Regions from separate parts of the Homo sapiens genome. Here region 1 is linked to region 2. A link is a loop called in an ENCODE intact Hi-C map of the cell type or tissue named here. Cell type or tissue: ascending aorta. All regions are shown on one strand. Each heading gives the region's core, and the rest is flanking DNA. Links, peaks and the distances in the headings are about the cores only. Region 1 overlaps ZBTB38 (zinc finger and BTB domain containing 38). Region 2 holds the start of LOC124906291 (a long non-coding RNA gene).

Evidence for each region. A loop is a pair of places that touch in the nucleus more often than their neighbours do. Peaks named below come from ENCODE experiments on the same cell type or tissue, not always from the same donor. Only the 100,000 strongest peaks of a DNase experiment are listed, where the experiment ranks them.
Region 1: it touches region 2 in a loop (2.6-fold over the local background); 47 of 110 quality-filtered maps call a loop at or near these places.

Annotation. Positions count from the first base shown.
Region 1 is chr3:141,395,995-141,412,142 of GRCh38, forward strand. ZBTB38 (zinc finger and BTB domain containing 38) reads left to right here. Exons shown (of 6, transcript NM_001376113.1): 5 at 7,933-8,037. Among named protein-coding and RNA genes, the nearest start is that of ZBTB38, 36 kb to the left of the region's middle. RefSeq lists silencers at 6,072-6,381, 6,462-6,751 and an enhancer at 13,813-13,902. In ascending aorta, for the core only: CTCF peaks have their summits at 5,814 and 6,993; DNase peaks (open chromatin) are centred at 6,288 and 6,847; H3K4me3 peaks cover 3,452 bases; H3K27ac peaks cover 7,903 bases.
Region 2 is chr3:141,441,976-141,458,123 of GRCh38, forward strand. It overlaps ZBTB38 (zinc finger and BTB domain containing 38), which reads left to right. Exons shown (of 6, transcript NM_001376113.1): 6 at 414-7,817. The coding sequence starts at 414. The coding sequence ends at 4,001. LOC124906291 (a long non-coding RNA gene) reads right to left here and starts at 13,910. Exons shown (of 2, transcript XR_007096120.1): 1 at 13,229-13,910; 2 at 6,664-12,621. RefSeq lists a silencer at 9,191-9,363 and enhancers at 10,157-10,296, 13,604-14,246. In ascending aorta, for the core only: CTCF peaks have their summits at 10,247 and 13,151; DNase peaks (open chromatin) are centred at 8,436 and 10,230; H3K27ac peaks cover 4,451 bases.

The DNA.
Region 1 (16,148 bases), core at 3,172-11,171, 48 kb before region 2:
CCTGGATGTTGAAGGCTGCTGACTAATCAGTGTTGTGTTGCTGAAGGTTGGGGTGGCGATTTCTTAAAATAAAACAACAGTGAAGTTTACTGCATTTATTGACTTTCACAAAAGATTTCTCTTTAGTTTGTGGCACTGTTTGATAGCATTTTACCCACAGTAGAAATTTCTTTCAAAAGTAGAGTCAGTCTTCTGAAACTTTGTCCTTGCTTCATCAACTAAATTTATGTAATATCATATATCCTTTGTTGTCATTTCAACAAGGTTCACAGTGTCTTCACCTGGAATAGATTCCACCTCAAGAAACCAGTTTCTTTGCTCATCCATAAGAAGCAACTCCTCATCTGATCAAGTTTTATAATAAGATTGCAGAAATTCAGTCTCATCTTTAGGCTCCACTTCTAGTTCTTATGCTATTTCCACCACATCTGCAGTTACTTCCTCCACTGAAGTCTTGAATCTCTCAAAGTCATCCATGAGGGTTGGAACCAACATCTTCCAAACTCCTGGTAATGTTGATATTTTGACCTCCTTCCATTAATCATGAATGTTCTTAATGGCATCTAGAATGGTGAATCCTTTCCCAAAGGTTTTCAATTTGCTTTGCCCAGATCCATCAGAGCAATCACTGTCTATGGCAGTTATAGCCTTATGAAATATATTTTTAATAAGACTTGAAAGTCAAAATTATTCTTTGATCAGGACTACAGAATGGATGTTGTGTTAGCAGGCATGAAAACAACATTTATCTCCTTGTACATGTCCATCACAGTTCTTGGGTGACCAGGTATATTGTCAATGAGCAGTAATATTTTGAAAGAAATCTTTTCTCTGAGCAGTAGGTCTCAACAGTGGGCTTAAAATATTCACTAAACTAGATCTGCTGTCATCTAGTCATTGTTGTTCCATTAATAGAGTACAGGCAGAGTAGATTCAGCATAATTCTTAAAGGTCCTAGGATTTTCATAATGGTCAATGGGCACTGGCTTCAACTTAAAGTCACCAGCTTCATAAGCCCCTAATTGAAGTTTTGAAGCCAGGCATTGATTTCTCCTCTCTATTTATGAAAGTCCTAGGTGACATCTCCTTCCAATAGAAGGCTGTTTTGTCTACATAGGAAATCTGTTGTTTAATGTAGCCACCTTCATCAATTGTCTTAGCTAGATCTTCTGGATAACTTGCTGTAGCATCCACATCAGCACTTACTTCACTTTGCACTTTTATGTTATGGAGACAGCTTCTTTTTCACACTTCATGAACCAACCTCTGCTTGCTCCACATTTTTCTTCTGCAGCTTCCTTACCTCTCCTAGTCTTCCTAGAATTGAGGAGAGTTAGGGCCTCACTCTGGATTAGGCTTCGGCTAAAGGGAATGTTGTGGCTCGTTTGATCCTGTATCCTGACCACTCATTCTTTCTCCAGATCAGCAATAAGGCTTTCTTATCATTTCCGTGTTCATTGGAGTATCCCTTTTAATTTCCTTCAGGAGCTTTTCCTTACAACTTGGCTAAATGCTTAGCACAAGAGGGCTAGCTTTTGGCCTGTCTTGACTTTCGACATACCTTCCTCATGAAGCTTAATCATTTCTAGCTTTTGATTTAAAGTGAGAAATGCTCAATTCTTCCTTTCACTTGAACACTTAGAGGCCATTGTAAGGTTAATTGGCCTAATTTCAGTATTTTTGTAGATGAGGAAATATGGAGGCCCAAGGAGAGGAAGAGAGGTAGGGAATGGCCAGTCAGTGGAACAGTCAGAACATAAACATTTATCAATAAAGTTCGCCATCTTATATGGGCGTGGTTCATGGCACCCCAAAGCAATTACAATAGTACCATCAAAGATCACTGATCACAGATCACTATAACACATATAATGATAATGGAAAAGTTTGAAATATTGTGAGAATTACTAAAATGTGACACTGAGACACAAAGTGAGCACATGCTATTAGGAAAATGGCACCAGTCAGACTTGCTTGACTCAGGGTTGCCAGAAACTTTCAACCTGTAAAAAAAGACGCAGTATCTACAAACCCGATAAAGTGGAGTGCAATAAAACGAGCTATGTTTATATTCTCCTTTTGATTTTTTCCCAATAATTAAAAAATGTATAAACTATTCTTAGCTTGTAGGCCACACAAAAACAGGTATCAGGCCAGATGTGGCCCGAGGGACCAAATGGGTTTTGCAGGCCCATTTTCTAATTGGAAACCTGTAAACTGGGGCCCTATTGGCCAGATTCAGTCCACCTGTGTGTTTGTTTCACTTCTAACAATGTTTTTAGTTGAATGAGTCGCCAATATTTTTGTTTCTTGGTTTTAAAATGATTATTACCTTTTTTTTTCAAATTATAAAAGTAGTATATCCCTATTATGAGGTAATTTGGAGTGTTGAACATTTTGGCCTTTTATCTACGCATGGTGCATTTTTTAATTGTTGAGATAGTATTTTATAGACAAACTATGTATCTTCTTGTCTACTTAACATCCTAGCAGAAGCATTTTATGTCATTTTAAATACTTTTATTAACATAACCTTTTAAAACTTTATGAAAATCTTAAACATATGTAGTAGAGGCTAGTTTAATGAACCCTCAGTTCTTTGACAATTATCAGCTGCTAGGCAATCTTGTTTCATGTAAATCTCCTTCTGTATTTTTTTTTGCACTGTTCTTGTAACACTTCTATAAGTTTGAAATATTTTGAAATAAAAGTTTTAGAAATGTAGATTACTTTTAAAATATATTTTTTAAATGTGGATTACTAAAAAAGAAAAATAACCACAGTACTAGACCACACCAACAAAGAACAATAATTCCTTAATAACATCAAAACATCATAGCATTCAAAAAATGAGAGGTCATCTTTTAAAAAACCAATTTATTTGTTCAAGGCTCAAATCCAAAGAAAGTCCATACAGTGCAATTGACACTATTAAATTTCATTTAATTTATAGGTTTCTCTCCTCTCTTTTTTTCCTTGCTATTGCTGTAAAATTTTGTTGAAGAAACTGTAGTTTCCTCCTATCTGAAATTTGGTGATTACCTCCCTTGGTGCTGTTCTGTGTGTTTCTCTATCTCAGAGATTTCCTGTAACTTGGGAGTTACATCTAGAGCCTTGATCAGATTTATATTCCTTTTTTTTTTTTTAAGTAGTCAACATTTCATAGATTTTATATAAAAATCCTGATTTAGACTCCCTTAGGAAGTGCTGCAGATCTGGCATTTCCACCTGGCAACAATTGGTCGGGGTTGGGTAGCCACCATCCCCATTCCCCACCTCCCAACCCCATTTAGGTGGGACTTGAATTCTCCTGCAGGCCAAAATTCATGCCACTTCCCATAAGCAGTTTCACACATTTATCTGCCTGGCTCCCACGGGCATGGGAAGTTGACACCTCTATTCTAAACATTGCCTCTTCAAGGGCTTTGGTAGATTTACTACCAAACACACACATCACACACAACAAGTAGCCTTTCAAGAATGTAGTAGAGATGAGAAAAAATGATTTGGAAAGAGACTTCCTTAAAGTGCTTGAAGGGAAAGAGATAAGCAGCCAAATTAGGGGAGGCCAAGTTATAGAATTTGGTGAGAACCCAGGTTGAGGGAAAGAGGAAAAAAAGTAAAACCACGAATTAAATTAACAGAGTGCTGCTAGTATGAGAGTTGGAATGAGTTAACAGATTCCTAACCAATAGTAGGAAACAAAGACAGCAAGCAGGTTTAAAAAAGATACTTTAGTCTTTTAATATATTATAATATTGAAACCTTAAAGAGAAGACGTTAGTAAGTGTTAAACTGGCCAAGAGTCCTAGTCAGAAGGTGCAAGCAGGCAGTTGTAGGATAACAGAAACCTGTGTGGAGATTAAATGAATGAGGTAGGAAAGCCTTCTAGAAAAGGCCCCTGGAAAAGGATAAGGAAGCATATTGTGGGAATAGTGAAGAACTGGTGGAAATTTAAGAATTTAAGAGAGGAGATAATCTTGAAAGTCTTGCTTTTTTTTTTTTTTTTTTTTTTGCAAATGTATTGAAATGAGAAGTATTATAAAGATAGAGGAAACACATCATGTTTAGTGGTCTTGAAAATGATAAACTTTTACAGAAAAGAAAATAATTATGACAACTTGGGCCCTTCCTGGAAATTTCCAGATAGTTCCCCATACTCAGAAGAATGATTAAGAGAGAGAATCTGTGACTGGTTATGAGGAAGGATGGAAAATTTTGAAGAACGGGTTGATTATGTAATTTTTAGACTGTGTTGTTTAAAACTGTTGCTGTGATATTTTAGTTATTAATAACAATTTGGGGAAATCTAGCCACTTCTGGAGAAACATTTGGCTCTAATAAGAAAGAAATGCCACTGTTTGTGAATTCCCAAGTGGATGTAAAGACCCATTCACTTGCTAAGCCTCTTAGGAAACCCAGAGCCGGTTTTACCCTTAACAAGCTGTTGACAGAGTCTGGTCAAGGTACCACCTGGAACATGTTAACAATACAAAAAAGTGGATATGGATTCAGACCTGTGTTTCAATCCCTTTATGTCACTCACCATGTGACCCTGGCAGATTACCCATGGAAAATTTCTAGGGTGTAAAGGTTGTTTTACACACAGTAGCTATGATTCTCACTGTTTGGATGGTAGGAACTTAGAACTCTGAATACTTAACTTCCAGTACTAACAGCAGCCACAACAGCCTGCAATCATAGCGTGCTTACATAATACCAGGTACTCTTGCAAATGCTTCATATGTATTATCTCATTTAGTTCTTAAAAAGCCCTACAAGGTAGGCACTAATATTAAAATTAGTCCCATTTTATAGATGAAGAAGGCACGGGAGTTGAGCTAACTTGCCTAAAGTGGCCTTGTAAGCAACAAAGCTGGGCTTTAAACCCAGGCAGGCTGAATCCAAAGCGGAATTGCCTTGCCCTACCACCTCCCACCTTCCAGTCACAGGGAAACACAGAGAGCAATACTGCATACTAGCACTTCCCAACCCTGGTTCCTAATCCATGTGCCTCAGTTTTCTTGGAGGTCTTTGAGTAATTTTCAGAGTTTCCAAAAGTTTCAGTGGAAACATACAAACATGCAATTATTAATAGATCACAAATTTTTTAGGTTGGAATCCACTATTAACAACAGGTTAGCTCAGGTTTTGAGAAAGCTCTGATTGGTAATTGCATATACAAAAACATTGCAGGTTTTTGTTTTTGTTTTTTTTAAGTGGGAAGATGAATCATTACTTAATAAATGCAGTTTAGTTGAGTAGATCTTTCTGAACACATGGCATATGGAGGAAGAATAAAGGGTGCTTGGCTTTGAGGAGGTTGGGAAATGCTAATATACATGTGTATGCATGTTGCCCAAACTGTCGGCCTTCAAAACTCTTCCTTTTATTTTTAAATAACATGATTATTTAATTTGACCTGGAGTCAATATATTTTTCCCTCATTATTTAAAATGTTTTGTTGGCTTTATATTTAATATTGGAATCTATTCATCAAGTGATCACATTCTTAAAACATGGTCAGGAACTGGGATGCAGAATTGCAAGTACTGTAGATTCCTGGCTGAAAACGTAAAGAATTGACTTTTTAATCCTTTTAAGCTGTGGCCTTGAATTTTTTTTTTTTTTAAGAAAATTTAAGAATAAGACTCTACTGTCAAAACACAGGGAACATGGACGATTTAAAAAAAAAAACACCTGTCCATTATTCGTGCATTAGCTCCACATGGCCAGCTTGTGGCAGGCCCTCTCTGAATACTTTTTCAATGAGCAGCCCCTGGATCTTGGAAGAAAGATGCCAGCGGCCAGGGCCCTTCATTTAAAGAAGAGGACTGGGTCTTTTGCGTGAAATAGTTTCTGTGCCACGTTGGGAAAAATCTATCTAGGCCTCTCTTGACGGCCATGGAAAAAACACAGGTGACTCCTTATTCCTGAGAATTTGATGCAATTGAAACAGCGACTTTCTGCGAATCCAGTGTGCATAGTCTCGAACAGGAGCCCACGGACCCTTCTGCGGCCCGAGGCCTTGTTCTGACAGTCACCAGGCTCTGTGGCCCAGAGTCCTAACTGCGTTGTCCTTCGGCAGGTTCTGAATTGTGTCCTCCCTGAGGAGGCTGAGGCCGCTGCCTCCTTGGTGGGGGGCCCCGGCTGGCCACTGGGTCGGGCATGGGGCCTTACGGGGCCCTCACGGGTCCCGCCGCCGCCCTCCTGAGGCCTGGTCCTTGGCGCCGCAGTTACCCCAGCCCCGGGCCCGCGGGGCTGCGGGTCGGGCCGACCTCCTCCCGGACGGGCTGCGTCCTCTGCCCCGCGCCGGGGGCGGGCCGGGCCGGCAGAGCCGAGCCGCCGGCGTCCATTTTCTGGGCGGTGCTGTGCAGCGCTGCGGCCGGACTCACGGGTCCGGAAGCACCATGGACCCCCGGGGAAACGCGCCGGCGGCGAAGGAGCCGAGCCCCGTAAGTGCCCCTCGCAGGGTCTTCGCGGGGCCGGGGGCGGGGCGGGGCGAGGCGCGGCCTGCGGGCGCGGCGCCCGTGGCGCCGCCAGCCCGATCGCTCCTCGCTTCTGGAGGGAGCCGGGAAGCCGGGCTGGGGAAACCCTCGCAAGGGTTGAGCTCTGCAAACGCAGCAGAACCGAGCTGCCCGCGGGGAGGAAGCGCCCGCAGGTGCCCGGACTCCGGGGCCCGCGCCCGGAGCGGGGCGGGGCGGGGTGGGTTCGGCTGGAGAGTGCGGGCAGGTTGCGCCGCATCCCGTGGCCCAACTGCGCGGCTGTGCTAGAGGGCGGGGGCCGAGGAGGAATGCGCTCCCGGGGCTGGGGACGTGGTGGGCTCGAGTCCAGCGGGCTCGGGCACTGCTTTGACAGTCACACCTCCCGTCTCCTGGATTGGGAATCGGACCCTAGTCCTGACCCTATGGGAACTTGATGATTTCCTTGATGCAACACCAAGCCCCTGGAATTGAAAGGGACGTGCAAAGGCAGGGACCTGCCCCCAGGGGTTTGCAGTCTCAGCCGCCTACTTCTGCAGTAGTAAGGTCTGCTCTGTTGGTACAACATACAACACAACCGCCCGCCGTTAGCCACTTTTTTTATAGGGTACATCATAAATCACCTGAGATTTTAGTCTGTCCGCGGTTCCACTTTATAACTCCTGCACTGCGGTAGGTAAGTGCCTAATTCCATTCTGGACGTTGGCCCTAATTGAGTATCCCTTCTAAGGATCGATTATAGGTGATATGTGTTATGGTGCCTTATACATATTTTAAAGGTTAAAGACTTTTCTTCTGTGAAGCTCAACTACTTGGTCAGATTCTCATGGTTACAAAATGTGGAAGAGTTTTGTCCTGGTTTCAGAGAAGCAGCTAGTGAGTCGCTATATCTAAGTGTAGCGTTTTTCAAGAGTGGGGGACCCATTCTAAGATTGTGGGATCAGTTTAGCGGGTTGCTACTGGAAATCTTCTTAAAGATATAGAATATATAGTACAATACAGAGAAGAATAGAAAAAATAACGTGCATTGCACATAGTAAGGGTAAGCATTGTTTTATGAGACTTTTGGTTTTCGGTTTATATAATGTAAATTTTTAAAACCGTGGGTCACTGTCTGAAATGTTTTTAAAACCCTGACTTACTGGTTAATAGCCCAGGCCTTGGAATCAATTGAATCTGGATTTGAGTCCTAATTGTCACATACACCAGCTGTGTGACCTTGAACAGGTTCCGTGGTCCATTAGAGTCTCCGTTTCTATAGCTGTAAAATGGGGGAATGTTCCCTACATCTGAAGGTTGTTATGAAGACAACACGAAACCACATATGTCAACCACTTTGTGGGTGTTTGACTTATGTGTTCAATATGTGCTAATTGCAGTTATTATTGTTGCTAAAAGATGAAATCCTAGCAGCTAGTCATGGGACACTGCACTTTTTTTTTCTTTTTAGATCTTGATGTGGAAGAAATGGAGGACTCAGAACCAAGGATTTCCAAGTGATTTCTTCCAAAGCACAGGAATCTCACTCTGTTAAAGCTGGTCTGTTCTAACTGAGGTAACTAAAGTCGCGTCTCTCCTTAGTCTACATGAGATAGGAAATGGTCTTTCTGAGGGACTCCCAAAGGGTATATGATTCAAGACAGCAATCCACCAAGTTTTGGGGTTACAAAGTGACCATGACACTCAAGTGATATGTTACTGGGAGACCGGATGTGTGAAGCCCCCGTGATGAAGGGGAACTAGGAGATCAAGGCTTTAGGACAGCTGGTTTCTTGTTCCAGTTCTGTCAGCAATTGTCGTGGGGTCTTTTACATGTCTCTTCACAGATCTCTAGTTTCCCTAGGCTGGAAGGATGCACTGACATTGCTGAGGCCCGGAGAGTTTAAATGACTCTTCAGGGTTACCCAGTGGGTTGGGGTCAAGGCAGGACTGGACCTTGAATCTTCGTTGCTCAGTCACATAGCCAGCTTCAGGGCCTCTGTGAGGTGAGCGCTCTGCTAGGCACCGAGTATACAAATGTGAAGAGACCATCCCCGGGACACTTGCAGCTGTCGCAGACAAATATTGACGGCCCAGCACACTAAGCTCTACCTTGGAGCCATATACAAGGTCCCAGATGGTGACAATAACAACTACCATTTGTCGAGCATTTGTGTGCATGTGTACGCTAGGCAGTGTGTGAAGGGCTTTAAGCACAGTATTTTTTATTTACCCCTCACGATAGCCCTATGAGGTGAGGAAGAATAGGCGTAAAGGATTGAAATGTGAAAATAGAGACAGGTCATGGAGAGCTTTGCATCTCATACTGCATGTATGAAGACCCTTCTGTGGGCACAGCTCTGTGCCAGGACTGCAAAGTGCCCGTCCTGGAGGAGCTTGCAGCCTGATTCCAGAGAGGCACAGTAGGATGGACGGTGCTTGCCATTCACCCCCACCTTCTTCCCCTGCTTCTCCAGCAGTTGCAGAGTGGGGTCCATCGCAGGGACAGACCAGAGTCATAGACACACCAAAATTCCTACTTCTAAATTCAATTTTTCTTTTTTCTCCACTTAAATCTATACTTCCACCTATCTATTAAAACTTATGCCCTCAATTTATAAATGATAGTAAGGCCTTCTCTGAATTCATTCATTTATTTTTCATCAACAAATGTTTATTGAGCTTCTACAAGGCACTTGGGTACTCAAGACCAGACAGATTTGTTTTTACAATCATATTAGTCATTTCCAGTCTCTTAGCAAAGAATTTGTTGTTCAACTGTTAGCAATTTTCTATTGTTAATATGCTAGAATGTCAGCTCCACGGATGTTGGAGATTGACCCATACGTAGAATTCCAAATGGATATATAGGAAAGCCATTTAAAATGTCTTAATATCTTCAGAAAGGAATTTCACACTTCTCTTTAAAATTTTGATTTTGTCATTCTCGTTACCTGCTTATAGAGGCCTTTTCATTTGTACATTTAACTCATAATCCAAGAAAAAGCAGTTTGGCAAGGGGGCTTTGTTTGGTTTGAAATGTTCTCTTTTTTTAGCTTTGTAGGCCACAGAAGACTGTGGGTATTCAAAAGTAAAGTAATTTAAGAAATATGTTTGTTTAATTTATAAGGTAGAAAATTAGAGATAGCTCTAAGAATTGCAGTAAGCCACAGAAATCAAATCGCAAGACTTGAATACTACCTGTAATAACTTAATCCCCAAATAAAACGAATGAGATGTTGAATGTGAACATGCTTTGTAAACTTGAAGGTGTTCTGTGAATGCTGTACAGCATACTAGAAGTATGACTGTGCTAGAGAGAATGGAGAATTCAGCTGCCACAAAAATCTGGTCTCTTCGCTCTCAGACTCTGTTGAGGAAAGAAGATATGCAGAAATAACCACGTGATAAATGCAAAAAGAAGATATTTTGGTAATTTGAGGAGGAAGGGGTCCCTTTTATCCCTGGCAGTCAAGAGACTCTTGAGAAAAAGCATCTAAGCAAGTCCTTGAATGATGTGGCATTTCAATAAAAGAGATGGAGAGGAGGCATTTGAGATAGGAGGACTAGTAGGAGATGGAGAAACTTGGAGCATATTCAGGGAAAAGCATCAAGTCCAACTGAGTTAGAACTGGTCTATATACAGGCATCAAAACTGGAGAACATTCAGTGCCAAATGATACAGTCTTGAATGCCAACTAGGAATTGTGAATGCATTAACCAATAGGTGTCATTAAAGGTACTTGAACAGGGGAGTGTTGTGGCTGTGCTTCAGGACCAGGCTCTTGTGAGTAGCTTGGGGGGAGATCGGGAGGAGAGGCAGGGCAGAAACTAGAGGCCAGAAAGCCAGTTAAGCTACTACAACCCACCAAGGAAAAAGAGGGGCAGAAAAGGCCTGAAATGGATGATAACAATGAAATGGGAAAGGAATAGATGCAAAGGGAAGAACTGACAGAATCTGATGTCTCAGTGAAGGAACAGCTAAAGCTGACACTGCGATTTCCAGAGCAGTGGTACCCATGGAGGAAACTCAGAAGGAGGTAAGGAGCTACATTTTAGAGGTGCTGTGTTTGCAGTGTTGAAGCATGCTGTCTCCCAGGCAGAAGGGGGCTTTGCGCTCCACAAGAAGGCCAGGGCTCATTTGGGAGTCTTTGGTTTATAAGAAAAAGTCAAGAGATGGGAAAAGAGATTTTTGAGAGAGAATATAGGGGAAAAATGGTTGAGGATGGAGCCTTTTGAGAAAAGAAAGGAAGATCTAGGGAAGCAGATAGAAGTCTGGCAAGATAGTAAGGAAGAACCATGGAGGAATGCAACTCCAGAAGCCAGCGGAAGGGGGTTCCTAATGGAGGGAGCCAGGCATGTCAGACCGTGGAAGGTGAGGGATGAGCTTAGGAAGACTGGTGGATTCACAAGTGCAAAGTTACATTGTTGGTGTTTTCCTTTTTAAGGTAATATGACGTGTATGATGAATATTAAGTGGTTTAATTTACACAAATTAAACCACTCAAATTTACACAAATCAAGAATCACTCTTAAATTTGTCCCCGGCAAGTCCCAAAACACATTTCTGATTATGAAAATTCAGGCTGTTAAATGTGGTTTTGATAGTAGTCATACACTGTATTCTGTTGTCAGCATACAAATTAAAGAATATCCCTTAATAGAATTGAGTCCTTTAAAAAATACATTTCTGTTGACTCAAAAAGTTTCTAACAGTAATGTAATTCCATTGCCTTTTACCATATGGCTATTGTATGACATGTGCGTGTCTGCGCATTTTCACGTGCATATGAGCTTAGTACAATGGAATGAGGAGACCGGGGTCAGATAAATCTAGTTTCACAACCTAGCTGGGCCACTTTCCAGACTTGTGACTTTAGAAGAGTTTCTCTCTAAGCCTGACTTTTTCCATGCATAACTCATATAGGATTATTTGGAAGACTAATTAATACATAATTTGGTCAGGATTTCTATATACCATAGTAGGTAATTAATTAATATTGGTTCCCTTCCCCTCACAACCTTGTATAGATATGTAAATTTATATATTGTGCATCTACACGTAAAGCCTTATCTTTAAGACTCATTTTAATTTTTAATTTTATCACAGAAAGCACACATCTCCTATTACCACTGATTTATTCTGGGTTAGTCCCAGTGATCATCAATTTAGTATGGACAAGAATCCACCTGGGGAACTTGTCAAAATGTAGATTCCCAGGTGGGGCAAGGGAATCTGCATTTTAAACAGCACTGTCATGGCTGGTGACGAAGATTAACAATTGCCAATTTCTGCGAAGCAGAGGAAGAGATAAACCTGAGATTTGAGATGCTAGTTTCAACTCCTGTTTCTACTAGAGATATGTCTATACTCAAAATTTTTATATCATTAATGTTAATGGATTATATGCATAATCAGACAAAAACAAATACGTTCCAGAGAGTCAGGGAATGGTGGTATTATTGCACCCTCCCACCCCGCATCATCTCATTGCTCTCTGCTGTGTGATCACAGTACTGGGTAACAAGCTGCCTGCAAACCAGTTTCTTTTTCTGGGGAATAAGTGATGACACCCTGTCCCCATGGCCAGAGTTTGCAAAACCATTGTAACTTGTTTGTTAGCAATATGTGACAACACTACAGTCATGCCATTAAAGTATTCTACATGACTCTGTCTTCTGGTGGATAAACATCTCTGTCATTGTATTATTTCCCTCAATCTCTGCATCTTAAAGTCACTTAATTTTTAGGCTAAAGTTCATATTCTTCATCTATCCCAACTCCATTTTATAGATGAAAAAATCATTTGGCTGGGCACAGTGGCTCATGCCTGTAATCCCAGCACTGTGGGAGGCCAAGGCTGATGGATGACCTGAGGTCAGGAGTTCGGGACCAGCCTGGCCAACGTGGCAAAACCCCATCTCTACTGAAAATACAAAAATTAGCCAGGCATGGTGGCGCACACCTGTAGCCCCAGCTACTTGTGAGGCTGAGGCAGGAGAATCACTTGAACCTGGGAGGTAGAAGTTGCAGTGAGCTGAGATCGCACCACTGCACTCCAGCCTGGGTGATAGAGCAACACTCCATCTCAAAAAAGAAAAAAAAAAAGAATGTATCATTTTTTTCTTCCTAATTCTAGCTTCCCTCTTTGTTTATTCACAACAAAGGATTGAGATATATAGACATGTTTGGTGTTTAACTTAGATATGGAAAGTATAAAACATTTGACATGTATATGGAATTGCTCTTTATGTTCTCTATACATAGTTTAGAAATCAGATGACTTATTGGGAATATATTTATGAAAACTATATTGAGTCATTTTAAAACGATGTCAGCATCCTCTTGCTGGTTTGCCTCTTTGGAGGAGGATGCTGATGGCCTGGAGCCTTTCCTAGAAACAGAGTTTCTCTCTCTATACCCACAGCTCCCAAGGAAAGAGGATGGAACTGACATTCATGGAGTTAGGTCTGTACCTTATATGCATTATCTCAGCCATCTTTTAGAACCTCAGACAACATGGTGTGGCAAGTGAAGCAAAAAGAAACTCAACTACAGCCAAGATTGTAGAGATGGGAGTTTATTTTTTTTTAATTATTATTTTTTAAGACGGAGTTTTGCTCTTGTTGCCCAGGCTGGAGTGCAGTGGCGCTATCTCAGCTCACTGCAACCTTTGCCTCCCGGGTTCAAGTGATTTTCCTGTCTCAGCCTCCCAAGTAGCTGGCATTACAGGCAACTGCCACCACGCCCAGCTAATTTTTGTATTTTTAGTAGAGATGGGGTTTCACCACGTTGGCCAGGCTGGTCTCAAACTCCTGACCTCAGGTGATCCACCGGCCTCAGCCTCCCAAAGTGCTGAGATTACAGACGTGAGCCACCGTGCCCATCCTGAGGTGAGATTTTTACACCCTGGGGTCTGTCTGACTCACAAGGCCAGCCTCTTCTCTCCACACTCTGGGCTGCCTCCCCAGCCACATAGTGAGAGTATGAAACAGGTATTTGTTCCTGATTTTAACTGAGAGGCTCAGAGATCCTCATCCTTAATATTATTGTAACCTCAGAATTTTTGACAAGAAGCAAATGGAGCAGAGATAATGTGCAAACTTGAATTTGTTCAGCAAATATTTACTTAGTATCAACTACGTGCCAGGTAGGAGATCAGGACCCCACCCTCATGGAGCCTCCCTATATCCCTAACCTATCCTTATCTACTGTCTGTGCTGCTGCTGCAAGCCTTTCTTTTAGAGTAAAACACCAATGGAGTTCCACACTGATCAGATCAATCAATTTGTGTCTTGCTATAGCTGTCACTGTCACTGTGCTGGGCTAAATGTTCCCAGAGCCTATACCAGTTGAAAGTTTAAAACTGCTCCTTGGGGGATTGCCCAGAGGGCTAAGTAAATGTTTGTTGATTACCCTCTGAGGCCCTGAGGAACTCTACAGGGGGCTAGGAAAATTGCCCAGAGCCCCTGCAGGGCTGGGTTGGGGTGAGAAGAAAGACATTCGTGAGAATCCAGAGGGGAGGCCTAGGAATTGTTCCCAGCATGACTTTGCTTGTTTGGTTTCCTCACCTATAACCAAAGAAGGTTTTGCTCAATGGTGGCTGTTTCCTTCCGGCTCTAAGGTGTAGTACTTTATTTTCTTTTGAGCAGAAAAGCAGAGGTGCTGGGACAAGCAGGGGCAGGGACTCAGTCTGAGGTCTCCCAGGGGTCTCAATGTAGTAGCTCCCTCCTGTCCTCATAGATATGCCGATATTAGCCAGACTTTGGGTTCTGCCTTTAACCCTCTACACTTGAGGAAAGTGCATGAATTTAAGGGTGGGAGATTGTCCACTTTTGAGGGAATGAAGACTCTTACAGAAGGATTGGGACAGGCTGGTAATCATGGTTTTCAAATTTAATGCTTACAAGGAACCTGGGAAATAAACTAGCCCGACCTCTTTGCATTCCAGATAAGAAGAGTCCAGAGAAGTCTTAGGACTTGCTCAAGGCCACATCATTAGTGGCAAAGTGGGAACAGAACCCACTGTCCTAGGCCCAGTCTGCCAGAAAAAGGCAGGTTATCAGAAGAGCAGGAGATGGCAGTCAGCAGCAAAGCTTAAAGAAGGACTGGCATTGTCCCATGAGAGCAAGCTGACCATGACATCTGCTGGGCTTCCAGCAGACACACGCAGTAGGACACCGTGATGCAAAGCTTCCGGTCCAGTTGGAGCCCTTGGGTTTTTGCCAATTAAGATAGTCAAGCAAATTTATTTTTGACCTGGGAGAGACAGAAGGCTGTTTTCCATCTTACAAAAGCATTTCTCCTCTCTTATGTAAATGAAAATTCCTAAGCTGTATTATAACTTAATATTGAAAGAAATTAAAACATTTACGCAGGGAGAGAGGAAGACCCAGCTTGCGCACCCCTATTTTTCTGGCCACTACTGTGAGTGTTCATACCAGGATGCATTTTCATGAAAAATCCAGTGGCTGTTTAAGTCCTGGAAGGGTATCTTGGGATTATTTCAGCAACCCGTGAAGGCAGGCTTTGTGCAAGGTGAGACAGATATGAGCTGTCACTTCCTGCTTTGTGAGTTGGATATTGTTTCTAGGCCCTGTTTTATTTATGTTATTTTTCCTGTTCATGTGTTAGAACAACTGACTGTTTGTAGAGTTGATGACAATTAGATAATAAGACCACCAATTCAGTCCAAACAAAGATGAATTCATTATCTTGCCAGGCAAGGGAGACCCACATATTCAGATCAGTCTCCCCATACTTTTGTGCGTTTTCATGTAAGCATGGAGATTTCCGATTAGTTTTAATAGCACAGTGATTGGCTCCTAGACACCTAAATGAGGATTTCCTTTTTGAAAAACCTACTCAGCATTCTGATCTGTCCCTGCTTAAACCTATTTAGTCTGGTCTTATAGTCCCTGACTTGAGCCCAAAGAGCAAGGTTTCTCAAGGTCTCTGTGCAGGTCTTTGATGCTCTTTCGTGGAAGAGATTTACAGTGGTTACAGCCATAACCGGTGCCTGTGGCTGAACCATGCCTTCTGTAGTGTGTTCAGCCCTTCCCTTGAATTAATGCAAGTTCCACCTTTGCTTTAATGGGAGGGGACAGAAGGACCACTTTGAGGAAGCGGAGGCAAGAAGATAGTCTGCAAAAGCCATGACGTGGCACTGAAATGAAGCCCTGTGTAGGGTTTTACTCAGACGTTAGAGAACTGGCTGCCCCTGAGTGCTGTGCTAACTAGGGAAAGAAAAAAAACCCTGACCTTTAAAATTTTTCCTGTGAAGGTCTAGCAATTCTGGAGTGTCTTCAGCGACTACACAGTGTAAAGCAACTTTTTGCACAGAAGCACCATAAATTACCTAAATGGAAATTTGCTTCTAAGTGAAGTTCTTACCCTGTCTGTTGGATATTTAGTATTGTCAATATTTGTTTTTGTTTTTGACATTTTCAGGAAACCAAGAGCTTTTTGTCACATTTGAAGAATCTCTTTTAAGAGTTTCTTTTCTATTTATAATGCGTTTCTGATAAGAAGATTTGCACCTTTCTCTATTTTAGAAAATACTTTTTGAGGTCTTTTGTTTTTCCTTTTATGAAGTTTAAATAGTTGTCTTAACCTCCAATCCTAGCAACTCCCTTACATTAAAAATGACCTATATTTTTTTTCTCCCATGAGGTTCCTTTGCTCAG
Region 2 (16,148 bases), core at 5,264-13,263:
GAAAATAGGCAGGAAGCTTCTGGCAGGACCATGGCATTGCCCAGCTCTAGTAGTTCAAAGCAGCAGCCTTGAATGATGATGAGACCCTTAACATTTCAGAAAAAAAAAAAAAACCTCCTCCCCTCCCAAATTTGGACATGTATATATAGCTCCAACTTTGGAGAAAAGGGGAAGGAGTTCTGGGAGGATTTCCAATGATAACAACTATTAGCAATGGTATGAGAAACAGGCTGGGGCAAGAAAAAGATTTAGCTTCTAATGTTGACTCTTGAGTCTCGGGAGCATCAACAGAATGAGATAAAAACCTGAAGTTTCATACAAAAGAACAGTTTTTCACAGAAGTGGAAAATAGTCTAGAGATAAAGAAGCCACCTGTGGAAGATTATCTGACCATTTCTCTCCTCTTGTTTCAGATGACAGTCATGTCCCTTTCCAGGGACCTCAAGGACGACTTTCACAGTGACACGGTACTCTCCATCTTAAATGAGCAGCGCATTCGGGGCATTTTATGCGATGTCACTATCATTGTGGAAGATACCAAATTTAAAGCCCATAGCAATGTTCTGGCAGCTTCAAGCCTGTATTTTAAAAATATCTTTTGGAGCCATACAATCTGTATTTCCAGCCACGTCCTGGAGCTGGACGATCTCAAAGCTGAAGTGTTTACTGAAATACTTAATTATATCTACAGTTCCACAGTCGTTGTCAAGAGACAGGAAACAGTCACTGATCTCGCAGCTGCAGGAAAAAAGCTGGGAATATCGTTCTTGGAAGACCTTACTGATCGCAACTTCTCAAATTCCCCGGGTCCCTATGTATTCTGTATTACTGAAAAGGGAGTGGTTAAAGAAGAAAAAAATGAAAAAAGGCATGAAGAACCAGCCATCACTAATGGGCCAAGGATCACAAATGCATTTTCCATCATCGAAACAGAAAATAGTAATAACATGTTTTCCCCGCTGGACTTGAGGGCAAGTTTCAAAAAGGTCTCCGACTCCATGAGAACAGCTAGCCTTTGCCTGGAGAGGACGGACGTCTGCCACGAGGCAGAGCCTGTCCGCACACTTGCCGAGCACTCATACGCTGTTTCTTCCGTAGCTGAAGCTTACAGAAGTCAGCCTGTACGTGAACATGATGGCAGTTCACCTGGTAACACAGGGAAAGAAAATTGTGAAGCCCTTGCAGCGAAACCGAAAACATGCCGGAAGCCAAAGACATTCTCCATACCACAGGATTCGGATTCAGCCACAGAAAATATACCACCCCCTCCAGTATCCAACTTAGAGGTTAATCAAGAAAGAAGTCCACAACCAGCTGCTGTTCTCACTCGTTCAAAATCTCCAAACAATGAAGGAGATGTCCATTTTTCCAGGGAAGATGAAAATCAATCTTCTGATGTTCCCGGGCCGCCAGCCGCAGAGGTTCCACCTCTGGTGTACAATTGTAGCTGCTGTTCCAAAGCCTTTGACAGCAGCACTCTGCTCAGTGCCCACATGCAGCTTCACAAGCCAACCCAGGAGCCTTTAGTGTGCAAGTATTGCAACAAACAATTCACCACCCTGAACAGGTTGGATCGGCATGAACAGATCTGCATGAGGTCAAGCCACATGCCCATTCCTGGAGGAAACCAACGCTTTTTAGAAAACTATCCTACCATTGGACAAAATGGAGGTTCATTCACAGGTCCAGAACCTTTATTATCTGAAAATAGGATTGGTGAATTTTCCAGTACCGGAAGTACTTTGCCAGACACGGACCACATGGTTAAATTTGTTAATGGGCAAATGCTCTACAGTTGCGTTGTGTGCAAACGTAGTTATGTGACCTTATCTAGCCTCCGAAGACATGCAAATGTTCACTCCTGGAGAAGAACATATCCTTGCCATTACTGCAACAAAGTATTTGCATTGGCTGAGTACAGGACAAGGCATGAAATTTGGCATACGGGAGAAAGACGATATCAGTGCATTTTCTGTCTTGAAACTTTCATGACCTACTATATACTCAAAAATCATCAGAAGTCTTTCCATGCCATCGATCATAGACTTTCCATCAGTAAAAAAACAGCAAATGGAGGCTTGAAGCCTAGTGTCTATCCGTATAAACTTTATAGGCTACTGCCTATGAAATGCAAGAGAGCCCCTTATAAGAGCTACCGAAATTCTTCCTATGAAAATGCACGAGAAAACAGTCAAATGAATGAGTCTGCACCTGGTACCTATGTTGTTCAGAATCCACACAGCTCTGAATTACCAACGCTGAATTTCCAAGATACTGTAAACACCCTGACCAACAGTCCAGCCATCCCATTGGAAACATCTGCATGTCAGGACATACCCACTTCTGCCAATGTACAAAATGCAGAGGGTACCAAATGGGGAGAGGAGGCATTGAAAATGGATCTTGACAATAACTTTTATTCAACTGAGGTGTCAGTTTCTTCCACTGAAAATGCTGTCAGTTCTGACCTCCGGGCAGGGGATGTACCTGTTTTATCTTTGAGTAATAGCAGTGAGAATGCCGCCTCTGTGATCAGCTACAGTGGCTCTGCACCCTCGGTCATTGTACACAGCAGCCAGTTTTCATCGGTGATCATGCACAGCAATGCCATTGCTGCCATGACCAGCAGCAACCACAGAGCCTTTTCAGACCCAGCTGTCAGTCAGTCCCTGAAAGATGACAGTAAGCCCGAGCCAGATAAAGTGGGTAGGTTTGCAAGCAGACCCAAAAGCATTAAGGAGAAAAAGAAAACTACATCACATACCAGGGGAGAAATACCGGAGGAGTCAAACTATGTTGCTGATCCTGGAGGATCACTGAGCAAAACCACAAATATTGCTGAAGAAACCAGCAAAATTGAAACCTACATTGCAAAACCTGCTCTGCCGGGAACCTCCACAAATAGTAATGTTGCACCCCTTTGCCAAATAACAGTGAAAATTGGAAACGAAGCCATTGTGAAAAGGCACATTCTAGGATCTAAATTGTTTTATAAAAGAGGGAGAAGACCCAAGTATCAGATGCAGGAGGAGCCTTTGCCACAGGGGAATGACCCAGAACCCAGTGGAGACAGCCCACTCGGGCTTTGCCAATCCGAGTGCATGGAGATGAGTGAAGTGTTCGATGACGCAAGTGACCAGGATTCCACTGACAAACCGTGGCGCCCTTACTACAACTACAAACCCAAAAAGAAATCCAGACAGTTGAAAAAAATGAGGAAAGTCAACTGGAGGAAGGAGCACGGAAACAGGAGCCCGAGCCATAAATGTAAATACCCAGCAGAACTGGATTGCGCCGTGGGGAAGGCTCCTCAGGATAAACCCTTTGAGGAAGAAGAAACTAAAGAGATGCCCAAGCTGCAGTGTGAACTCTGTGATGGAGACAAAGCAGTGGGGGCTGGAAACCAAGGAAGGCCCCACCGACATCTTACTTCTCGGCCATATGCCTGCGAGCTCTGCGCCAAGCAGTTCCAGAGCCCTTCCACACTCAAAATGCACATGAGATGTCACACCGGGGAGAAGCCATACCAGTGCAAGACCTGCGGACGGTGCTTTTCGGTGCAAGGAAACTTACAGAAACATGAACGCATCCACCTGGGCTTGAAGGAGTTCGTCTGTCAGTATTGCAACAAGGCATTCACCTTGAATGAGACCCTCAAAATCCATGAAAGAATCCATACTGGAGAAAAGCGTTACCACTGTCAGTTCTGCTTTCAGAGATTTTTGTATCTCTCCACCAAAAGGAATCACGAGCAGAGGCATATTCGGGAGCATAATGGGAAGGGCTATGCCTGCTTCCAGTGCCCCAAAATTTGCAAAACAGCTGCTGCCCTTGGAATGCACCAAAAGAAACACTTATTCAAAAGCCCAAGTCAGCAGGAGAAAATAGGTGACGTGTGCCACGAAAACTCAAATCCCTTGGAGAATCAACATTTCATTGGTTCAGAAGACAATGACCAAAAGGATAACATACAAACCGGTGTGGAAAATGTTGTCCTTTGAGTGGCAAGAATTAGAAAAATCTTCAAAAATATAGTTGGTGGTTTTTTTAGTTATGATTTAAGTTTAGTTTCATTTTGTCCATGTGACAGTCATGAAGGAGTGAAATTAAAAAAAAAAAAAACTCATTTGTGAAAATTCCAGAAAAAGGATCCTAATATCTACTTTGGGTTTTAGCATTAACTTTATGCAAAGTGCACAAAAACAAAATAGCTGACTCCTCCAATATCCCAAGTTTCTTGTGAAAGTTAATAAAATTCTTAGCTGTGGTATTTCTACCAGTGAAAAAAGGAGTTTAATTTTAGCCTAGTTTAAAACTTTCTAATAATTGCTAATAAGAACTGGCTGCTGAACTGTCTTTAGTCACTGGAGAAAATAAGGGTCAGATATCCTGAAGATGGCATCTTCGTAAATATGTTACGTGGTAATAAGCTGTGTGACGGTCTTTATTCCCATCTGGCTTCTGCACTATTAAAATTTGTTTAAATTAATGGATACACATGAAATACTTAAACAATATAACTGAAATTATGTGCATAATGAGTAACCTAAAGTAGGACATTCATACATTATGTAGAACTACTTTTCTGCAACACAAACCTTGTAAAATACATATATAAATCACTATAACTTTTAACTGTCCATATCCCCTGTAGAGAATTATGAGGAGCAATAGATCTGCAAATAATGAGGACTGATGTAAAAATCAATAGAAAGCATTTTGAATATGATTTAAGAGCATGTGAATGCTTTTAGATGGAATGCTGTTCCCTTGAAGTTATGGCTGAGCTGTTCTTAGAACTGGTCTACTCAATTCACAGAAAACATAGGTCATGCCTTATCTATGGGGGAACACCCTCCCAGAATTTACCTGTGATTACCTGTGCTGCATATTACTTTGCAATGGCCTCATCTCAGAGAATGAAAGAGGGTCACATTGTTCTGAAACTCTCTGCAGTCTTCCAACCACCACAAGGCCATGGATGTGGGGGTCTATTCCAGACAGACTTAAGGGCTCAAGTGGAACCTGCCATCTCCCATTCCACTGAAGGACTGTCCAAGAGATTTAGTGCAAGGTACACTGCAGTAGTGAATTCCCAGGCACTTGAAAGTGACTGCCTAATCCCTACAATTACTAGCCTTGTTGGAGATTATGCAGCCCACAAGTACAGACTAGTATAAAGCAAAAGGACAAAGGAACCCCCACCCTCCACCCCACCCATTAATGACTTGAGTGGGCAAGAAGAAGTGATGGCCTTCCTTGCCTAAAACAGTAGCTTTGTTTTTAGGGGGTGGGAAGGTAGGATGTGGAGTGACATGGTTCTATCCTTTACTTATGAGACTCAGAAATATATCTACAAAGCCAGATGCTCTGTCTTCATATTTGCAGACATCTAGACCCCTTGCTAAAAACCCACTGAAGTTTTTTTTTTATGTTCTTTGACCCACACCATCAACACTACCCTCAAATCTAATTGCCCTACAGCATATTCTATCATGTGGACTAGGTTCCTGGAAAGCCGGAACTCATGATTCTTTTTCAAACTGCCAGAATAGAAGGGAGAGAGAAAACATTTCTACCCTTTGATCACCAGTGTGAACAGAATCCGGAATGCAGTTTCAGCGTGACCTGCAGTCATTCATGTTCATTGGATTTGACAGATGGAAACCCAAGGTTATCGAAGATTGGAAGGTTATCATTGTGAAGAAGTAGCTCAAAGGACTCCGGTTTCTGTCTACAAGTGTGATGTCTCCATGAAGAAGACTTAGTATGGATTTGGGTGGGTAAGAAAGCATTTAAACGCCCAGGAAAGGACATGATTAAAGTTGACCTTTTAATACTGTAGTACCTTGCTGTTAAGTAACCCCACTATTGTATCTGCATTTATCTTTTGTTCATCTACTTTCACTTACATACAGTATTATATAAGTAGAGAAAAATGGGAAAATGCAAGCAAATTCAACTTTATTTTATACATTGTATATATGTACACCCTACACTATTCATTTGGGTTTTATTAAAGAGATAGTCACAAAGGGCTTACGAAAATCATTTTTGAATTGATAATTAGAATATTGAATAAGCAATCCTATGATCCACTAATTTGTTTTATCAGTTAATAATATTAATCAAAGACATTTACTGTATATTCTAGTCATTTTGATTTGAGTTAACCCCAAATATAAAATTACCTGTAGTGATGTCTCTCTCCCAGCCCTTATATGTGGATATTTTTTAAGTGGACTTGTATGCTGATAATTCTAGACCAAAGTAAATATGGCAGAATATTTATACATGAAAAAATAATTTTGCAAATATTTTCTATAATTGTATTCATTTAAAATGTTGATAGCTTGTGTTAGTTTCAGGGAGGGGTGTATATTTTGATAAAAAAATACTTGACTTTGTAATTCTGTATATTCTATACAATTTATAGCAGAGCCGTTTTAAGACAGCCTTGTCACATTTTTTTGTTAATTGTGAAAATTTTATTGAGTGATGTTTAAGTATGCATTGAGTACATGACCAACTAGAATTAAAGTAAGTGTAAACAGTGAACATACTGTATGCTGTACAAGATATAATGTAACTTGCTGTTTTAGCATCTGTATTTTGGTTAGAAGATATTATTAAATGCAGATGTTAAGGATTGGAAAAGTCTAATTTTATTTTTAGAAATAATGGATATAAATTTGTTTTTGCTTGATTAAAATAGCTTATTCCTACATTAAGTCTCTTTTTAAATGTTTTCATGTTATTTCTTTTGTGCAGCTATTTCATCTGTGTGAGTCACAGCTTTGTTTCCACGTATTATTCAGTTTATTTCTGTTTCCTTACTTGTTTACATTCCGTGGTACCTACTTACATGCTTAGGAGTCAAATGGATTATGACATTAGGAAAAAAGCAGAATAAAAGAGATTGAAGTCTTCTGATGATTGAGTGTTTTGGATAGGCCTGATCTTATAATGATAAATCAGAGAATGAAATGCTCTCCAGGAAGCATTCTGCTCCACTCATCCGTGGGAAACAAATTACATTTATTGAGTACCAGGCACTGGGCAATGTCTTTACATAGGCTATTTCATTAACACACACGCACCAGAATTCGACCTCATTATCCTCGTTTTATAGTGACTTTGAGAAGGTCTCACAACCAGACAAAGCCAGGATGCTAACCTAGGTCTGCCTGACTCCAAAGCCCATGTTTTTGTTCCTTCTCAACACTGTAGAGAAAAATCATTTATAGAAACTGAACAGAGTATGAGGAAAGGAGATATGATAAAGTAATGCAGCTTTAGGATGGCAGTTAGTGACTGCCCTGGAACAGGATTAAAGGAGGCTGTGTCAGGTTCAGCTTCCCCTGAATTGGGCTTCCCTTATATCTCAGGAGATTGCCCTATAAAATCAGTAAAATTTGTGCACTTTTTTAAGGATATGGAGTAAAATTGTAATAGCATTATAAGCTGGTAATTTTCACACAAAGAAAAAAATACGTTCCGTCGTCACAGACTCTACTCCTAAACTTAGCTAACTAACTATCTTGCAAATGCCTGCAGTTTGTCCCAGTGGGCAATGTGAGAGGGGATGTCGGTGGCTCAGGCAGCACAGTCCATCACCAACACAGAGAAAATTACTGCCAGGCCTACCGGTGGCTGGCCAGTAGCATCAATTTTGTATTGGAAGGGCAATCCAAACCAGATTCACCAAAAATTTGATAACTGTTATCTGCTAAAACTAACTTCATTATGTACAAGAACAACAGATTTAATATTGAAAGCATCTGTAACAATTGGGAAAGTAAAAGCATAAAACAAAAGTGTTAGTATATTTTTTTCCATTACTTCGGATACTTTCATTCTTGCTACTCATCTTTTCTCATCACCTACTGATTGATTTAGTTGCACTCCCATCTGTCTCTTATCAGTTTATTTTTACAGAAGCAACAGCTCTTCCACTTCAGTTTCCTCCAAATCTGAGAATGCATCCCCCTCGCCCTCCCCAAATCCTGACCAGCTATTGATTTCTCTTCTGGAGAGAGAAGCCTCCTTTACTCCCTCCCTAGTTTGTACATCCTAACCCAGTTCCTCAAGCAAGATGGTCAGTGAGCAAGAAAGTTGGCTGGGTGTGCAATTTAGAACTATTCACTCTAAATTTAGACAACGAATGAAGAACTAGTTAGAAATGTTATATTTTATTATTTCATTAGTAACATCTAAAACATTCTATTTAGAATGTTTTTGTGGAAAATCAAACACTTTTTTGCAATAATTTTAAAATATATGACTTGTATGTAATTATAGGTGAAAGTATTTTATTCCAGTTAGAGAAACTGGTAAACAGACATTTTAAAGATGTAATAATGTGGCCGGGCGTGGTGGCTCACAACTGTAATCCCAGCACGTTGGAGGCCGAGGCGGGAGTTCAGGAATGGGCTGGCCAACATGGTGAAACCCCGTCTCTACTAAAAATACAAAACTTTAGCTGGGCATAGTGGTGGGTGCCTATAATCCCAGCTACTGGGGAGGCTGAAGCAGGAGAATCACTTGAACCTGGGAGGCGGAGGTGTAGTGAGCTGAGATCGTGCCTCTGCACTCTGGCCTGCACAACAGAGCAAGACTCCATCTCAAAAAAAAATAATAATGCTAACTTATGTAAAATTGTAATTAATTCATTCAAAATATACTTAATTTTTACTGCTGAACTAGGACTACAGAGATGTGAGGTAGCTTGTGCCTTTGAGGAACTTAAGTCTGGTGAAGGAGATTGATGAGACAATAGATGATTATAAAACAAAACTCTGAGCTCTTAAGAGGCCTAGAACCAAAGCAGAGAGAAGTGATACTGAGCGGGGGCTGGTGGAGCTGGGCTTCACCAGAGGCGTCGGGTCCAGAGAGGAGCAACTAAAACAAAGGAGCCACCGGGGAATGTAGGTTGTTCCAAAAGTCTGGCGTTTGGGATGATGAACCTGGAGAGGCACATGGGACACATCATCAGGGCCTTGGCTTTGCCAGAGTTGGACCTCTATCCTGACAGCATAAGGCAGTGGGCAAGCAAAGAAGGGGGCTGGGTAGTAAGAGATGAACTCAGAGAGAGTTAACACAATATCCAAGCAAGATGAGAAGCCTTTGGAGGACTTCAGCAGAGAGTGGAAGGATCTGATATGATTACAAGGATCACTCTTACTGCGTGTACTGAATAGACCACAGCCCGGGGCAAGGGTGGAGGCAGGGAGATGAGATAGGAGACTGTGGCAGCACAGGCGGGAGATGACAGTGGCTTGGAAGAGGGTGGGAGTAGTGGGGATGGTAAGAAATGGGTCACATTCTGGAGATAGATTTTTAATTTTGTAATGTGGAAATTTTCAAGCCTATGCAGAAGTAGAATAGTTTGGTGAAACCCAGTGTACCCATCATTCAACAATCAACAATTCACAGCCAATGTTGTTTCATCAATACCCTCACCTACTTTCCTTCTCCACTGTATTATTTTGAAGCAGATCATAGACATCATACCATTTCATCTGTAAATATGTCAGTATACATCTCTAAAAAGGTAAACAACATTTTTAATATAACCATATCATTACCATTCCTTAAAAATTAACATTTCCTTAATATCAAGTTCCATTCGTTAAAATTTCTGGTTGTCTCATCATTATATATATATTTTTTACAATTGGAATCAGAATCCAACTAAAGTCCCATACTACAATTAGTTGATATACCTGTCTTATAATCTATAGATTTTCTATTTTTTCCCTTCGCAATTTCATTCCGAAGAAATTCGGTGTTCACAGTCTAGGAAGAAACAAGGCAACTTCTTAGGTTGGGTTATGTTCTTCCATTAGGAGGTACACTCTGTGTGGCTTAGATATTGGATGTATTTTGAAGACAGATCTGATAGATTTGCTAATGGTGTAGATACCAGGGGTTGAAAAAGAGAGGGATCAAAAATGACACCAAGGTTTGGGCCTGAACAATTAGAAGGATGGTGTTGCCAACAAACTAGATACCTGGGTTGGAAGTTCAGAAGAGGAGACTGACTTGAGGTAAGGATTTGAAAGTTGTATTTTATTCATTCAAAATATATTTGAGGTGGGAGTACAGCACAAGAATGGCCAAAACAAATAGTCCCTGGAGCCTGTGACATAGTGGGGAACACAAAAGGCTAAAAAGCTGATTATTTACAACCATACTAAATGCTATGCAGAAGGGCTGCATGGTGCTCTGAGGACATCTAATGGAGGAATGTAACCTAGTTGGGAGGTTCAAGGGAGGCTGTCTTTGAGGAAGTAACTTTTTGTTTTCAGACCTAGACCTGAGGAAGTAACTTTTGAGCTGAGGTCTGAAAGATAAATAAGAGTTGAAAGGAGAGAGAGTTTCTAGGTTGAGGGACTAACAGATATCAAGGGCAGCCTGTGGAGGGAACACAGTTCTTTGGAGGCCAGTGGTGGCCAGAGTACAGAGAAATTGATTTAAAATCAGACTAGAGGACAGGAGCCATACCATGCAGAACCTTCAAGGTCATGCCAAGAATTTGGATCTTATTCTTAAGATCCAGAAGATCTTAAGAGCATCAGAAAGCCATTGAATTATTTAAAGCAGGTTGGGACAAGAAGAGGTATATTTAATCAGTTTTGTATTACAAAAAAGTCACTGTGGCTGAAATGTAGACAATGGCTTGGAAGACAGTAGCGGCCAGAAGTAGAGCAGTTAGGAAGCTACTGCAGTTGTGCAGGCTAGAGATTATAGTGGCTTGGATTTGTTAACTGGAAAAACCTTAAACAAGTTAAATGTAACAGAGTTTAATTGAGCAAAGAACCATTTGTGAATTGGGGACCCCTAAGAACCAGAATAGGTTTTAAGAACTCCAGCCTACAACGTAGTCAGGCAGCATTTATAAGAAGAAAATGGAAGAAGTAAGGTACAGAGGCAGCTTCATGGGCTACAGCTCACTGTTTTGCCTTATGTCAATCAGTCAGCTGTCTGAGATTGACTGAAGCTCAGCTGCTGAACTGAGACTCAGCTGTTAGTTTAGGCATTTAGTTAGTTTATGCAACTAAGTAAGGTTGCAGTTCATTTTGGACTTGAGTATGAAGGCATCCTTAGGCCAAATTTAGTTTAGTTTAACTGATGATGTGATTGCAGTGAAGATAGAGAGAAAGGGGAGGATTTGGGAGATACTTAAGGGAGAGAATCAGCAGGACGTGATGTTTGATGATATATGGGAAGTGAGGGCTAGGGATGGATCAAGGATAGTCTTTGGGTTTTAGAATTGTTGAAGCTAGGAGTGCAAGGTGTCCCGTCCATGAAGCTTGTATAGAGAAGGAAGAATCCAGAAAACACCAACACAAATGACCCCTGACTTCTGAGGTTTCCACTTACAACTTTTTGACTTCATGATTATGCAAAAGCAATACACATTCTGTAGAAACCATATTTTGAGTACCCATACAAGCATTCCATTTTTTACTCAGTACAGTATTCAATAAATTTCATGAGCTATTCTACACTTTATCATAAAATAAGCATTGCATTGGATGAGTTTGCCCAACTGCAGGCTAAAGTAAGCATTTGACCCACATTTAAGGTAGACTAGGCTAAGCTATTTGGTAGATTTTTTTTTTTTTTTTTTTTTTGAGATGGAATCTCGCTCTGTTGCCCAGGCTGGAGTGCAATGGTGCGATCTTGGCTCACTGCAACCTCCGCCTCCCGGGTTCAAGTGATTCTCCTGCCTCAGCCTCCGGAGTAGCTGGGATTACAGGCACGTGCTACCATGCCCGGGGAATTTTTGTATTTTTAGTAGAGATGGGTTTCACCATGTTGGCCAGGCTGGTCACAAACCCCTGACCAGGGGGTTAAGGGGCTTGCCCAGGCCAGACAGGACCAACTCTGAGCCTTTTGGTCTCCAAGACACTGTTTTCATCCCCACCTACTTATTCCACATTGACTAAGGTATTTTTTGGAAGAACCTAGAGCTAAAACAATAAAAAATACTGTCCTTTCCTGAAAATGAGTGTTTATTGGCCTGAGACTCTAATACTTTCAGAGACCTAGGTCATTCCTTTTTTTATTCGACATATTCTGTATGGCAACTAGTACTGCCAGGCGCTATTCTAAGCATCTAATGAAGATTAACTCATTTAGTCCTCATATCACCCCATGAGGGAAACACTATTATCATTGCCAACAATGTTTAGTTTGGTTATCTTTTTGCTGCACGGTGTCACAAAACAGTGGCTTAAAACAACCATTTATTATTATTTCACATGGTTCTGTGGTTTGACTGGGATCAGCTGGGCAGAGCCTCTCACGCAGTTGCAGTTAGATGGTGATGAGGCTGGAGTCATCTAAAGGCATGACCAGGCTGGCATTAAAGCAGCCACAGCCCACCCAGTTTCAAGGGGTTGAAGGTGTAGACTCCAGTCCTCAGTGGGGGAGTCACAGACACTTACAGGGAGGGAAGGAATTGATGGCAGCCATCTTCAGAGGTAAGCTACAACGACGGGTCATTCCCAATGAGAAAACCAAGCACAGAGAAGTTAAATTACTTACCAAAGGCCATACAGCTGGTATGTGAATAAACAGAGTTCATCCCAGGCAGTTGTGTTCCAGAGCCTGCTAGGAGAGGCAAAAGGGATTGGAGCTCAATAGCGCAGCACGGACTCTCACAGCAGAGTCAGAGTGTGAAGAGCACAGCATTATTCATAGCAGAACTGGAGAGTCCTAGAGTCATCCATCAGGGATCGGTGAAAAGGAAGAAATTCTAAAAATACTAGGAAATGTCAAGGACTGCCTAAACAAGGCTGTTATTATGTTGGGGGGTGAAAATATGGTCTCATGTGGCCCAAGGCAAGTGGAAGCCTTCATGCTTTCATTTATCTTTTCAATCAAGAAAAAATGAAAATATGAGTGTTGGGGGGCAGGAGTGGGTGGGGTATGTGTGTGGTATTTTTCCTTATAAATAATTAACATCTGGAACCTTTAGTCAGATACTCAAAGGGGTCATATACGGGAGAAACTAAGGCTTGGACCAGGGAGTTAAAATTTGCAGTGCAGACCAGCTTCAGAAGGTATCTTCAAGCTCCTCTGCTAAACGTCTGGGTCATCGATGACCTTATGCACATTTGCTCCCTCTAATGGAAGGACAAGGAAATGACATGTCTACTTCAGAAAGGTTAGTCACATCACAGGAGTAGTGGGTATTGCCAGAAATAAGCCGACTCACCTCTGGAGTGGTTGGTTTCTCTCTGGAACTCTAGCGACCTGAGACAGTTGGGTAGCTTAGGCCATTTTCGATGTCTAGCTTCTCAGAACTTCTGGGTCAGAAAGGGAGGTTCCACACATTGATTTGGACGTGCTCGACATCTGCGTGAGTGTGGTGAGTGGAAGAGCATCAGGCCATGTCCCAGGTCTTTCCAAATCAGACTCCATTATTTCTGACATTCCTCTTCCTAAAGACCAGAGGTAGGAATTCAGGGCCGCCATTTTCGTCGTCTCTTATCACGATGGGAATCAGCGTTCTCTGCTGCTGCTCCTGCTGAACACGACGACATTCCAGCCACCGGGAACTGCTCGGGACTCAGTATCATTCTCAGACCTAGGCAGGAGCGTTCCGTGCTTGCCCTCCTCCACAGGTGCCCCGCCGCACGGGGCAAAGAGTCTGCAGGGCCAACAGGGATGTGCCCCCGCAATGTCCACGCCATCCCCAGAGACCGCATTCTGGTACCCAGAACCTGAGAATTCCCTGCAGACTTTCAAGGCCTGTTCTGGCCGCTTCCTTGCCAGTGCCACACCCCTGGGGCAGCCAAAGGGCAGCTGTTTGCAGGGGTTGTGGACCGAGTTTGTGATGGAGTTTCAGCGTCCACATGTGTGCCTGAGGCCCCTAGCAGCCTGGGAGGGAGCAGGGTGAGGGGAGGAGGGGATGGGAGAAGATCTGGCCCACCTCTTCCCCTGCTGTCTCGTTCCTGCAGGAAATGCCAGAAACTAGGAATTCCACATTCCAACACGGTCTTCCAGATTGCTGTGAAAGTATATTTGTCAAGGGAGGAGAACAGAATATATTTAATTAAGAACTTGCTAGCCTGGTTTATACCTTTTAAATATTTAGACACATGATATATACGCCTCCATCTGTACACTTGCTCCCCGCCTTGCGAGTGTTGAGGGGGCGGCTGTCATCACTCTCCAAAATGCCTGGCTTCTCATCACGCTGTCTGTGTATACAAGCTCCTGACCATGCTGAAACGTTCATGCCCATCCCTACCCCAGCCCCATCCACAGACGTGATCATTTCTCAATACCTAATTCAAAGGCCCCATCAAAAGCCTCTTCCTTGCAGTGTTGTGTGAGACAGCCCCTCACGCCTCTGCTTGCCTTGACCTCCAGCCCCACCACAGCTCTCTGGATTCAGCCGTTTTCAATTCTGCCTCTGCCGTCAGCCAGCGAGCTCCTCCCGGATGTTCCCAGCATCAGCATGCTGCGGTCAAATGCAAGTCATCTATGAAGTGTGCCGATTCGCCACTCCAGATGACCAACTGCCTTGGTGTGCCTCGCACTGAAGACTCTCCCAAGTTGCAAAACATTCAGTGCTAAAACTGAGACAGTCCCAGGCAAATGAGGACGATGGGTCACCCTAACGGGGAAGAGCCTCTTCAGAAAGGAAAGGAGCATCAGCAGGCATGGTAGAAGTAGAACTCACTGGCCAATTTCAGTTTCAAACAACTAATAGGACGTTCTTTCCTGAGCAGTGAGGAAACACCTAGGCCACACAGAAATCTGGCCAGGCTGCACAAGTCTGGCATGAGAAAATGGAGGGAAGAACCTTGGGACCCAATCTCCAGAGCCCTACTAAAATCCTTCAGTGATTTCACAGTCACTCCTACTTCTCTCATTTCTCTGAAAAACCTCCTGGGAAACCAAGCTCACCATACTGCTTCCAGCTGCCCACACAAGGCATTTGCCTCTCAGAATTTTTGATAGCGTCCACCCTAAAAATCAGTGAGTACAAGTCTTCCACTACATCCTGCCCAGTGTGGAGGAAAGCTACAGGTTTTCCTGCTGAGTCCTTTTCTATGTTTATGGGTGAAAGCACCTGAATTTCCTTTAGGAAAACCCCCTAACCCTCTTATTCATCAGCCACACCTTCAGACCATATCTGAAATCAGGATCAGGTGACTGGTGGCCACCTGATGGGATTGGGAAGGAAGCATATAAGCCGGTTTCTAGCACGTGTTTTTTTAAATCTCAACACAAGAATGAGGAAACTGAGTCAAGACCTTCTCCATTGCCAGAGATAGAAACCCAGTTGTTCATGATATGGGGAGGATATAGCTGGCTTTAAGCAAAACTGAATTCAAGGGCTCTAGCAAAATGATATCTCTCTCAACCCCTCACTCTCTGTCCCTTTTCTCTCTTACTTTCCTCTGCATTAGCTTCAGTCTCAGACTGGTTCTCCCCAGTTGATAGACAAAGATATCCATGCTGAGTGAAATCAAGTTCTCCAAAACAAGTGAAAACACACTCTTCAAAAAAAAAAATAAAAAGTCTTCAAAGGGAGCAGAGATATTTCTAATGATAACCTCTCAAGAGCAGAGTCTGAATCCACATCCAGGACATCTAACATCAGAGTTGACACTCAGAATCTCTACTAATATAGGGTACGCACCTCCTTTCAGGACACATTAAAGAAAAATTTATCAAAATGACCACAAAACACTCTGCATCGAGCTAAGACTAACTGAGCCAGGCACATACTTTCATCTTTATTCAGAAGAACCTGGAAAGAAGGTCTTGTTTTCACCATTTAATCAATGCAGCAAGTGAAGGCCCAAGTCCAAGGACTCTGCTGCTCTGAGTGATGACAATCCACACAGGAATGACAGCCCCAGTTTACTGACTGGCAGTTCCTCAACCTCAGATATCAACTTACTGGTGCTCAGACTACACTCTCCACATTTCCCTTCTGCCCTCACTTTGTGTGGTTCCAGGAACACCAGCCTTCACTTCTTCCTGCTTTTACCTGGCCACTCAATGGTTTTTATGCATGAAAGCAAACATGTTAGAATAGGTGACCCAACCAGTGTGGACATGTATGAAGATCTGCCTACCTCAAGTTCCAGGAACTCGTATGATTAAGAGAAATGACT